Regions from separate parts of the Homo sapiens genome. Here regions 2 and 3 are each linked to region 1. The links are chromatin contacts, found by Hi-C or POLR2A ChIA-PET in ENCODE. All regions are on one chromosome and are shown on one strand. The core of a region is the stretch at or near the end of the contact, and the rest is flanking DNA. Distances in the headings are between cores, read along the strand shown.

Region 1 (3,361 bases), core at 135-2,634:
TACGGAGAACTCTAAAATAGTGATCAGGCTGTCCACCTGACCCAAGAACCAATCTTAGCATCCCTAAAAGTGAGACAGCTGGGGATAGCCTGCAATAAGAAACAGAAAGCACCACTTAGTAGAAGCATTCTTGCCGACAAAACTTTGAATGAGAATCTGACCAAGCCTCCAAATGAACATTCATTTTACAGGACATGCAGGTGATACAAACGTTAAGTGACACCACAACGAAGCTATCAGACAAATTCAGAGTGTGGGGGCACTGGACAAGACAATCAGTCCTGTCTCTTAGGAGGGGTAAGAGGAGGTTGCTCTAAATGAAGTGACACGTCTAAATGTAACCTGTGGACCCTGTTAGGATTCTCATTCACGCAGACCACTGTAAAATGTCATGTTTGAAAAAACTAGGTAAACGTGAGTGAGCATGGACTACAAAATGATACTGGAAAATTAGTATTAGTGTTGTTAGGGGTGATAATAGCATATGTAAGAAAATCCCTAAAACGTTTGAGATGTATTCTGAAAAATGTAGAGGTGAAAGGCCATGATGACTGGAATTCGCTTAGGAGTGGCGGGAGAGAAAATAAACGTGGCAAAATCTTCCTGTTGAATTTACCCGGTTGTGTAGGGGTCAGGGCTCACTTGACTATTTTCTCCCACTTTTTTGTGTTTGGAAACAATTTTTTTAAAGCGTGTTCATCGGCTACTGACACATCATGCTAATTGAAGTGTTGGGTGCAGGTTTAAAAAGTTTCGAGGGAATTGGTGTGTCCGTGAACAATCCACGACAAACGTGGTGGGGCCCGCGGGAGCGCTGCGGCCCAAGACAGTGTGACAAGCGGGAAGATCACGAGTCCGCAAGACACCAAGCCTCCAGAAATGCTCCAGAAACGCTCCAGAAAGCCTTTAAAGAACGGATTTGAACCCAGCCCTCCCACAGCGGCTTCACCCTGGACTCCACGAAACGCCAGCAGATCCACGCGAGAACCACACACACCTGGGGCTGGCGCCGCTGGACGCCGCGGCTTCACGGAGACCCAGGGCCCAAGCAGAGCCAAGGAGCGGCGGCAACCGCGGGGGCCACTCGGAAGACCGCGGAGCCCCGGCCTTAGGCGCCGTCGCGGCTGCCAGGCCCGCGCACCTTCCAGCTGCGGTGAGCGCGCTGCCCTTATCCCGGTGCCTCACCTCTTCCGCGCCAGCTGCAGACGCACCTCCCTGTCCTCGGGCGTCTCCCTCCGCCCCTCCTCCTCCTCCTCTTCGTCCTCAGTCCCAGCTCGGCACGGCGCCTTCACCACCTCTCCGAAGAACGTGGCCGCCATAGCCGCCCCGTGACCGGCTGGACACAACTGCAGCGCCGCGGGACCGCACGCCGGCTTGCGCGAGACCACGCTCCCTCACCGCGCGGGCAATAAGTCCCGCCCCGCACAGGCCACGCCCTCCGCGCACAGCCCAAGCTCGCGGCCACACCCCCACCGCGCGGGCGCTACGTCCCGCCCCGCACAGGGCTCGCTCCCAGGCACACCCTGAGCTCGCGGCCACGCCCTCTACACCGCCCGCCCGCGCTGTCATGCCCTGGGCCAGCAGTCCCCGCAGCTTTTTTGTTTTTAAATTACAGATTGGGGGAGGGGGTCTCGCTATGTTGCCCAGACTGGTCTCGAACTCCAGGACTCTAGCGATCGTCCTCCTTAGACCTCCCAAAGTGCTTGGATTACAGGCCTCAGCCACCGCGTCCGGCCCCCAAAGGCTTTCATTCGCAGCTTGAGCCCTGCGGGCGCCAGGAGGTGGGAGGACTGCGGGCTAGAGGGGCAGGGGGCGAGAGGAGGGCGGGGCCTCCGTTCGTGGCGGTAGCGGAACCAGGGGTGCAGGGGCGGAGCCAGCGCCGCTGGCCGTGGCGTCCGGGAGCTGTGGGGCCGTCCCCTCATCGTCCGTTTCCATTTTCCTTCTGCGTTAGGAGAGACTGGGGTAGCATTAGTGTACTGAGCACCCGCTCCAAATTTCGACTGCCCAGGTAGGTGGCGGCGCGGTGGTACTGAGGGCCCCCGTAGCCAGGCGCGCCCTCAGACAGCGGGCACGGGCGGACGCAAGGGCAGCAAGAAATACAGCGCTTCGTGGTGGTATAAAAACGAGACCTTTACTCTGGCAATAGGAATTCACATTTCAAAAGCTGATGATTGTCAAGGCGATTTAAAAAACATTTTTATGAGTGTAAAAAATAGTGTTTTAAAGTTGGCCATTTTCTAATACAAAATGTTTCTTTTTAAATAGCCTTTAATAAGCAGAATGTGTGATTGTTCTTTAATTGGTTCTCTTTAAAATGTGCTGGAAGACAAAGTTCGAGGAGCACTGTTTCAAGCAAGAGAAAAAGGGGACATAATTTAAATGAAAATGAAAATATGCAGTAATGCAATGAAAAAACCGTTTCCTAGATTTAGTTGTACCGAAATACATGACATCGCCTGCATTTTGTGACTTTGTCAGTAGTCACGAAGGTAAGTACTACTTTGGGGTCAGAGAGAGCCTGTTGAGATAAAATCTCAAAGCTGTTAGAAACATTTTAAGATGTGGAAAGATAATCAACAAAATCATTTACATAAAATTAGTACTTAGCAGATGTACACATCTGCAAAAATAAAGTGAGTTTGGAAGCAAAATTTGAACATTTAGCAATAAAATTAAGACGAAATTGCTAGCCAGTAAGAGCTTAGGAAACTGGATATCCTTAGTGAGATAGAATAAACAAGATCACCACAATGATGTTTTAAAACATTAGGACTCCTGGGTTAACTGGTCTATTATGATGATGGAACTGCAGAATAAAAAGGTTGTTTGGGCACCACTTGTCTTAGTCCTTTTGTTAATTTGTCATTTTTACCAGTAAGATCTTCAATTTGATTTCACAGTTCCATGATGAAGAAATATTTTCTGCAAAGCAAATTACTGTAAATAGGGTAATAGTAATACATTTGGCCATGATTTAAATTCTGCACACATTTCAGAGAGAACAATTTTACAATGTTAAGTTTTAAGCAAATGCTTATTTCATGCAGTTACAATAAGTTTAGGCCAAGCACTTTTTAAAAAGGCAAATATGTTCGAATTAAATACTTAGCCAAAAAAGGATTTCATTATGCAAGACTGATAATACAATCTCAAATACTGACAGAAATTAACCCCACCACAGCAAATTATAAATTCAAAGCTTAAATTCTTTCATTACACTGAAATTGCTAAAAAAAAAAAAAAAAAAAAAAAAAAACTTTGCATAAAATAGTCTTCACCGAGTTAAGTATTTCATTTTATAGTTACTTGTTGAGGACATAATATACTCAATAAATATTATAAATTAAGTGTAAAATTTGAA
Region 2 (3,361 bases), core at 423-2,922, 4.0 Mb before region 1:
ATAGGAGGAAACCTATAAGGAAAACCAGGCAATAAATACACGAATTTCAGATCATGTTCACCTGTTGAAGGAGAAAGCAGAGAGTGTCACTGCATTTTTATGTTCTTCTGGAGCATACTCATAGATCTACCATGGACCAAGAACCACTGTGCCTGTATGACTGGCTATAGGACAAGAACAATTGCAATGAGGTGCTTGTCTTCAAGGAGCTTACTACAGTCTAGTGGGAGAGGAAAGCCATGACTCTATAGCTCAGGACATGCTGATAGCATAAATGCACACAAATCCACCCATACTTTACTTTGATATCCCTTTCTGGTTGACCCTCAACCTGAGTGCCAGACTCCCTTCAATACCCAAACATACCATATGTATCAGATGAATGAATGAATGAGTAGAGGAGTGCTTATTTTATATTCTGTATATCTTGCATATAAATCATAGGCACACATATTGTTTGGTGTATTTGAAACATTTAATAGCATAAAATATTTAAATAATCTTTCAGAATCCACCTTGAGAGTTGCGGATAATAATATATTTTGAACAGAAATTTCAAAATGTGCCTCAGTCTAATATGTATTTGTCCCTGCAAAAAGCTGGGAAGGTAAGAATGGAAGTGGAAAAGGATAAAACATGTCAATTTAGAGAAGACTTTTCCCTATCTGGCATCCCTTGAAATCAACAGTTAGATAATAGATAAACTACATGGGGAAATTTTGTACCATTTGAGGGTGTAATCTGCCACATTATTTCATGAGAAAGTTTGGTCATGTGGTCTTTGGTCATGTGGTCTTTTTTTTTTCTTTCCTTCTTTGCAGTGACCTACAGGAAGCTCAAAGCTGTGTGTTCAGCTGCTCTGGCTTTCTTCATGGTGGGGCTTAGCATTGATTCCCTCTCCTGATGGCTCCCTATGGCACTCCAAGGCTGAGACATATTTGAGGCTGGTATGTTTGGGTATGGAAGGGAGTCTGGCACTCGGGTGGAGGGTAAGCCTGAAAGGGATATTAAAGTAAAGGATGGGTACAGTTATCTGTATTTAGGCTATCAGCATGTCCTGAGCTTTACTGCCATGGCTTTTCCCTCCCACTGGACTGTAAGCTCCTTGAAGACAAGGGCCTCATTGCAATTGTTCTTCATCCTGTAGCTGGTCATGCAGGCACAGTGGTGCATGGTGTGTGGTAGATCTATAAATACATATCAAATGAATGAATGACATACCATGGACAGCTCTCTTCCTATCCTATTGCTAGAGCACATGGGCTCGCAGGCAGGTGAGTGAACACAAACATGTGTGCACCCCACACACACACACACGTACAAACTCACACATCCATCATTTACATGCAGAAGTTACATTATACTTTCATGCCACCATCTGAGAATTCCAAAGAGAATATCAGGTGAAATACGTTAAATTACTTTTGCACATGCTACAGGTCATGAGAGTATGAGTTCATGAGAAAGGAGACACTGAAACTGAATTAGCAACAGAGAGCAGAGGTTGTGCTGAAGGGAAAGCAATGTTAATGCCAGGAAGGAGTCTGGTGTTGTACGTGGGAAATTTGGGATAAACTGCATGGATTTTACAGCCTTCCAGGGAGGCAGAGTGCTGGAGTAGGTTCAGAAAGCATTTCTGAAAACCTCTTTCTTCTAGTCACCCTGCCTAATTTCCTCTGACTCTGTCCTCCCCTGGCTGCATTTCCTGTTTCTGGTTAGAACTCTGACCTAAGTTTCTTTATTTCGGAACTAAGCAGAATTACTTGTTTCAGTGAATACATTTGTGGACCACAGCAATGGGGAGAAAGGAGCCTGAGAAAAGTGTTCCTCCGGCCCTTGAGGTCAAAGACCTGTAGGAAGTGGTATGGCAATGACCTTCAGTGACAGCAAGCCCGTGATGTGACTTCAGCAAAGTGGGATGGGCCATTTTCACTCACTGAGCTTGTCAGATGACCTTTTCTTGATTCACCATTACCTGGAGAGTTTATCCAACTGCTGGGACACAGGAGATGTGAAGAAATGGGTATACTGGTTTGAAGGATAAATTTGCCTTCTAGCTGAACAGAAATCTGAGAGCTGCTGAATCACCTGCAAAATTATATCTTGTTCTGTAGTTTGTTTCCTAAGTTTCCTGGGATTTGATTAGTCAGGAAAAGACCACACCACTAGCAGGGGAAGTCCAGGAACAAGGGAGCCAATGAGTTCTGTGTCCTACTTAAATGAACCTTGAAGGTATCCAGGAGAATCCTTCCTTCTAGCTATGGAAAGATGGGAGATGGGGCAAAGTGATGCCCAGTCATGGCCAAGAAAGATCTGATGTTTCTACAAACAGCTCTCCCTTTCTTGCATATCTACCTAAACTGGAGACCCTTTTATCTTCTGCCAGCCTGCTTCAAGGCTTTTTTTTTTTTTTTTTTTTTTTTGGTGGAAATAAGTTAGGTGGGTGGGAAAGGAAGAAATGCAAAGTTGTGTCTGCCTGTGATTAATCTTCTCCAGAACACACCTGGGTCTTAGAATCACAGAGGCTTTGGATCGGAGGGGGCTGAGCCGAGCAAATTGTTCGGGAGTGGGTAGAAGGATAAGAGGTCAGGTGGGTAGATGGAGAGGGCCTCATGGAGGGACTTCCCCATAAATGCAGCTCCTGCATCCACAGTCCTTTCAAATGTGCTGTGCTTCACTAAGATCAAATGCATGGGAACTGGGCAGTTTTCCAACTTGTCCTTAATTGTACTCTTGCTAGCATGGCTTTATTAGTGGGTTCTAAGTGTTGTGAATGCCAAGAAAATCGGACATCATAGAATAAAGGCTATATTTTACAACCAAATATTAAGCATACCTTTCATGTATTACTGTTTCCCAGTGGACTGCAACATTTTTACATCTATTATTACATTTATCCTCACTACCTCCGTATGAATTATGCAGGGACTTATGCTCATTTTTCACATAACTAAACTGCAAATCAGAGAGGTTAAGTAATTTGCTCCAGGTCACACAGCTACTAAGTGAAAGAATCAGGACAAGTATTCAGATCTTCTTTTTACACTAGCAGTTTGGTTCTGTCCATCCACTACTGATGGAGATTTAACTATGATACGGTTACAAGAAAACAAATAATTTCCTCATTGACAATTTTTCCTGAAGGGCTCTCTTCCCAATACAATTCCCTTCTCAATACAGTTGACCAGTATTTAAATGAGTCAATATCCCCGAAAGTTGAAAATATCAGAAATTCTGGATTGTTAAAAAAAAAATACGTCTTCTGGATAATTCTCGGGAAATGCTGTAGAAAGAGATCTGTTTTTGTCATACTCTCTGGGACAGTCGGTTCAAGTCTCTGCTTTCTTTAGGGCCAGTCCAT
Region 3 (3,361 bases), core at 629-3,128, 3.0 Mb before region 1:
TTTTTTTTTTTTTTTGAGATGGAGTCTCACTCTGTCACTCAGGCTGGAGTGCAGTGGTGTGATCAAGGCTCACTGCAACCTCTGTCTCCCAGGTTCAAGCAATCCTCCTGTCTCAGCCTCCCCAGTAGCTGGGACTACAGGTGCACACCACTACACCCAGCTAATTTTTGTATTTTTAGTAGAGACAGGGTTTCACTATATTGGTCGGGCTGGTCTCGAACTCCTGACCTCAGGTGATCCACCTGCCTCGGCCTCCCAAAGTGCTGGGATTACAGGCGTGAGCCACTGCGCTCGGCCAGAATACTCAAATCTCAATGTTGTACATTTACTGTCAATCCTGTCAGTATCAGTATATTGTATACAGTATACAGTAATTGACAGTATACTGTCAATTATAAATTGAGTTTTTTAAATTATGATTTACAAATGAATTTGTCAAAATTAAATTAAACCCCCCCACACGCACACACACCTGGAATCCTTTACAGATAGGTGGTATATGAATACAAGGCACAGATTGTATGTGCATGGTGGCTTTGGCACAAACAGACTACTTCTTTTTTCAATGTTAAGTGTAAAGCAGTTCTTTCATCTCTGTTCAGTGCAGTGTTGAGTGTGACTAGGATTTGAAGAACCTAAAAAAAAAAAAAACTCACCTGCTTGCCATCTTCTTGTTTTTTTTTTGTTGTTTTTTGGTTTTTGCTGGTTTTGTTTGCTGCTTTTGTAAAACCAGTTTATCATATTCTCATTAGGAAATCAATTTTCATGAAATTAATTTTTTTTCCTGCTAACTATGGCTCAATCTTTTCGTTTCTCTCTGCTTCTATCTTAAGACCATTCCTCAAATTGACCATGAGAGGATTTACATCTGGGGCACTTGGTATATGCCAAATGGAGACAAAATCAGAATCAGCAGCCTGGCTGGGCCACAGGTCCAGCATCCCAAGCTATTAAAATATTCTTAGTGTTTCCAGGGAAGTGATAGATCCACTTTGGAAGCTGATAATATACCCCTCCCCTAGAAACATGCATATACACAAAGTGTTCTAAACAACTTCCAGGTGCTCATGACCTCCCCCACCTCCCAAGCTCATTGACCACTGCCTCGCCTTCACGAACTCCAGACCTGGTCTGAACATTTCTAAAGGACGCTCGGGAGTTAAAAGGAGCGAGGCCACTGCAGAAATGACAGCCTTCATCCACAAGTGGCCCACTTCGGGTTGGCTGGAGCCACAGCTGGGTGGGGACAGGGCCTGTGCTCAGGTGAGCACTGCCTACCGCGCACCCTCCAGGTGCGTCCTACCCTGAAGCGGTCGGACTGGACCGTCTAGGTCCCAGCGCTCGAGAGGATGGCAGGCAGGGGCTGGTGATTGTCTGGAGATATGAATGCTTTCTAAGGTTGACGTCAAGGTCTCCTTCCTGAGCCACAGTCCACGTGATAAGCTCTGTCCAGGTAGAAATGATCTCACCTCTCCTGTCGCCCAGGGTCGGAAACCTGAGGCCCGTGCGGGCTGGGGCAACTTAGCAGGGGTCCCAAGCCCGCCGCGCCCCCTGCGCCCCAAACGTGTGTGGAGGGCTTGGACGTGGTCCAGAGGGAAAAGATGGGGTGAACCAGGTGCCGCGCACCCTTCGAGGAGCCCCCGCTTCTCCGTTTCTGTGAGTGACTCCAAAGCACCTCCGAGGGCCGACACACGCGCGGACGACCTTGGGCGGGCACTGACCAATGTCCCCTTCCACTCGGTTGTGTCGGGGGTCCCCAGGTGAGGCGCGAACGCCGCCCCGCTCACCTGTACGAGGCCTTTCCCGGAGCAGCCCGGCTACGAAGCGACACCCATGGCGGAGAAGCTAAGGAAGACTCCCGCTCCCTCACACCGCGGCTGAGGCGACTGAACCGCCCCAGTACGCCGGGGCCCTCCCCAAGCCCTGCTCCCAAGCCGAAGCCCCGCCCCCGCGTCTAAGGCCCACCTCCAGGCCCCGCCCCTGACCCCGACTCCGTGAGTCAAGCCTGGCCTTTCAGTCCAGCCCAGCCCGTCGAGGCCCCGCCCCTGTTGTTATGGCCCGCCTCCAGGCACCGCCCTTGATCCCACCTTCATGAGTCAGGCCCCGCCTTCCAGCCTAGCCCGGCCAGCCGAGGCCCCGCCCCTGTAGGGACAGCCCACTTCCAGGCCCCGCCCTTGATCCCGCCTCCTTCGGTCAGGCCCCGTCTTCTAGTTCCGCCCCGCCCGCGGAAACCCCGCCCCCGCGCGCCTATGGCCCACCTCCAGGTCCCGCCCCTGAGCCCGCCTCCAGGCGTCCAGCCCCGCCTTCCAGCCCCGCCCCAAGCGCCGAGGCCCGGCTTCCAGGCTCCGCCCCGACCCGCGCGGTGGGGAAGAGCCGCTGCCGCTGGTTCTCCGGCTCTTCCTCGGCGGTTCTGGCTCCCGGCCGCGCCGCAGCCCTGCCCAGTCTCTCTCCCCCAGCCCGGAGGGCTCCTCCGCGCCGCACGTGAGCGCGCCCGCCAACAGGGCCACTGCCGCGGTAAGTCGTGCCTGCGCCCTGTCCGGCGTCCAGTCCTCAGCCGCTGGGCGAAGCCGGAGGAGCCGGGCATCTCCTCCCCGCCGGCCCGCGGGTCCTTCTCCGGGTCCAGAGGGCTTGGGCGGCGCCGTGGGGCGGCCCGGGGTGCAGGTGGCTTACCGGCGCGCGGCCCGGGCCTGCGGCGCGCTCTGCTGCAGTGCGGGGGCGGAGAGCTCGGGGCCGGAGACCGGGAGGGCAGCGGGGAGACTGGGTGGGGTCCCCTAGGGTTACCCGACCCTGGCGCGGAGGATATGATGCCGGCCACGCCCTCGCCGAGCGGGGCGGCAGGTGCAGGTCCAGGGGTGGGTCGCGGCCCGCGCGCCCTCCCGGGGCCGGCCCACGAAGAGACGCTCAGCCTTTGTTTGCTGGTGCCCTGGCTGGGGAGGAGGCTGGGGACGCAGACCTGTGAGAACTAAGGGCTTTCCTCGTTGGGGAAGACCCCAGTCTTCCAGCCAGTCCCCAGGAGAAGGGATCCGGGCCGCAGTGCGCGCTCTGCCAGCCTGGCCCCTGCGCCCTGCAGGGTTCCCGGCTGCTCGCGGGGACTGTTACCCGCAGTGTTGCCTTACACTCGCGACTGCAGCCCCACAATTGGGAAGACTTTGCTAGGATTTTTTTGGTAAGGCGAGGGAAGACCGTCCCCCCGGCCCCACAAGTCTGCTGCCATTAGGTGGCTTAAATTTTTTCCAGTACAATTTAATTGCCACTTTGAAAGACCACATTCAAAACAGTGTGTCCCAGAGTTGATTAAGCCCATTGGTGATGAGTGTTTCTGTGCTGTGGACTAAGGATCATTATCAATTTTATTACTAAT

Evidence for each region. A loop is a pair of places that touch in the nucleus more often than their neighbours do. ChIA-PET counts read pairs that join two places held with the same protein, here RNA polymerase II (POLR2A). Pooled maps may share reads with other maps.
Region 2: a loop to region 1 is called in a map of OCI-LY7, with 29 times the contacts of the local background. The contact joins the enhancer-like site here to the promoter of PSMG1 in region 1. A Hi-C loop is called at or near these places in 1 of 168 maps with a recorded cell type or tissue (OCI-LY7), 2 of 37 single-sample maps with no recorded cell type and 2 of 50 pooled maps.
Region 3: a pooled map shows a loop between it and region 1 (18-fold over the local background). The contact joins the promoter of CBR3-AS1 here to the promoter of PSMG1 in region 1. A Hi-C loop is called at or near these places in 3 of 37 single-sample maps with no recorded cell type and 12 of 50 pooled maps. POLR2A ChIA-PET finds 5 or more read pairs at or near these places in 1 of 52 experiments (OCI-LY7).

Annotation. Positions count from the first base shown.
Region 1 is chr21:39,182,067-39,185,427 of GRCh38, forward strand. PSMG1 (proteasome assembly chaperone 1) reads right to left here and starts at 1,385. Exons shown (of 7, transcript NM_003720.4): 1 at 1,186-1,385. The coding sequence starts at 1,319. It also overlaps a transcript of BRWD1 not described here. RefSeq lists silencers at 1,061-1,140, 1,341-1,560.
Region 2 is chr21:35,220,984-35,224,344 of GRCh38, forward strand. All of the region lies in intron 1 of LOC124905015 (a long non-coding RNA gene), which reads right to left. Among named protein-coding and RNA genes, the nearest start is that of RUNX1, 170 kb to the left of the region's middle. Within about 2 kb of position 1,673, at least 3 of the 41 ENCODE cell types and tissues checked have a DNase peak (open chromatin) inside an H3K27ac peak, as active enhancers do; they include OCI-LY7, where a contact is called at or near this core.
Region 3 is chr21:36,154,430-36,157,790 of GRCh38, forward strand. CBR3-AS1 (CBR3 antisense RNA 1) reads right to left here and starts at 1,879. Exons shown (of 3, transcript NR_038893.1): 1 at 1,788-1,879. It overlaps DOP1B (DOP1 leucine zipper like protein B), which reads left to right and starts at 2,395. Exons shown (of 37, transcript NM_001320714.2): 1 at 2,395-2,514. RefSeq lists enhancers at 921-1,588, 1,589-2,255, 1,640-1,689, 1,770-1,829 and silencers at 2,010-2,559, 2,590-2,889.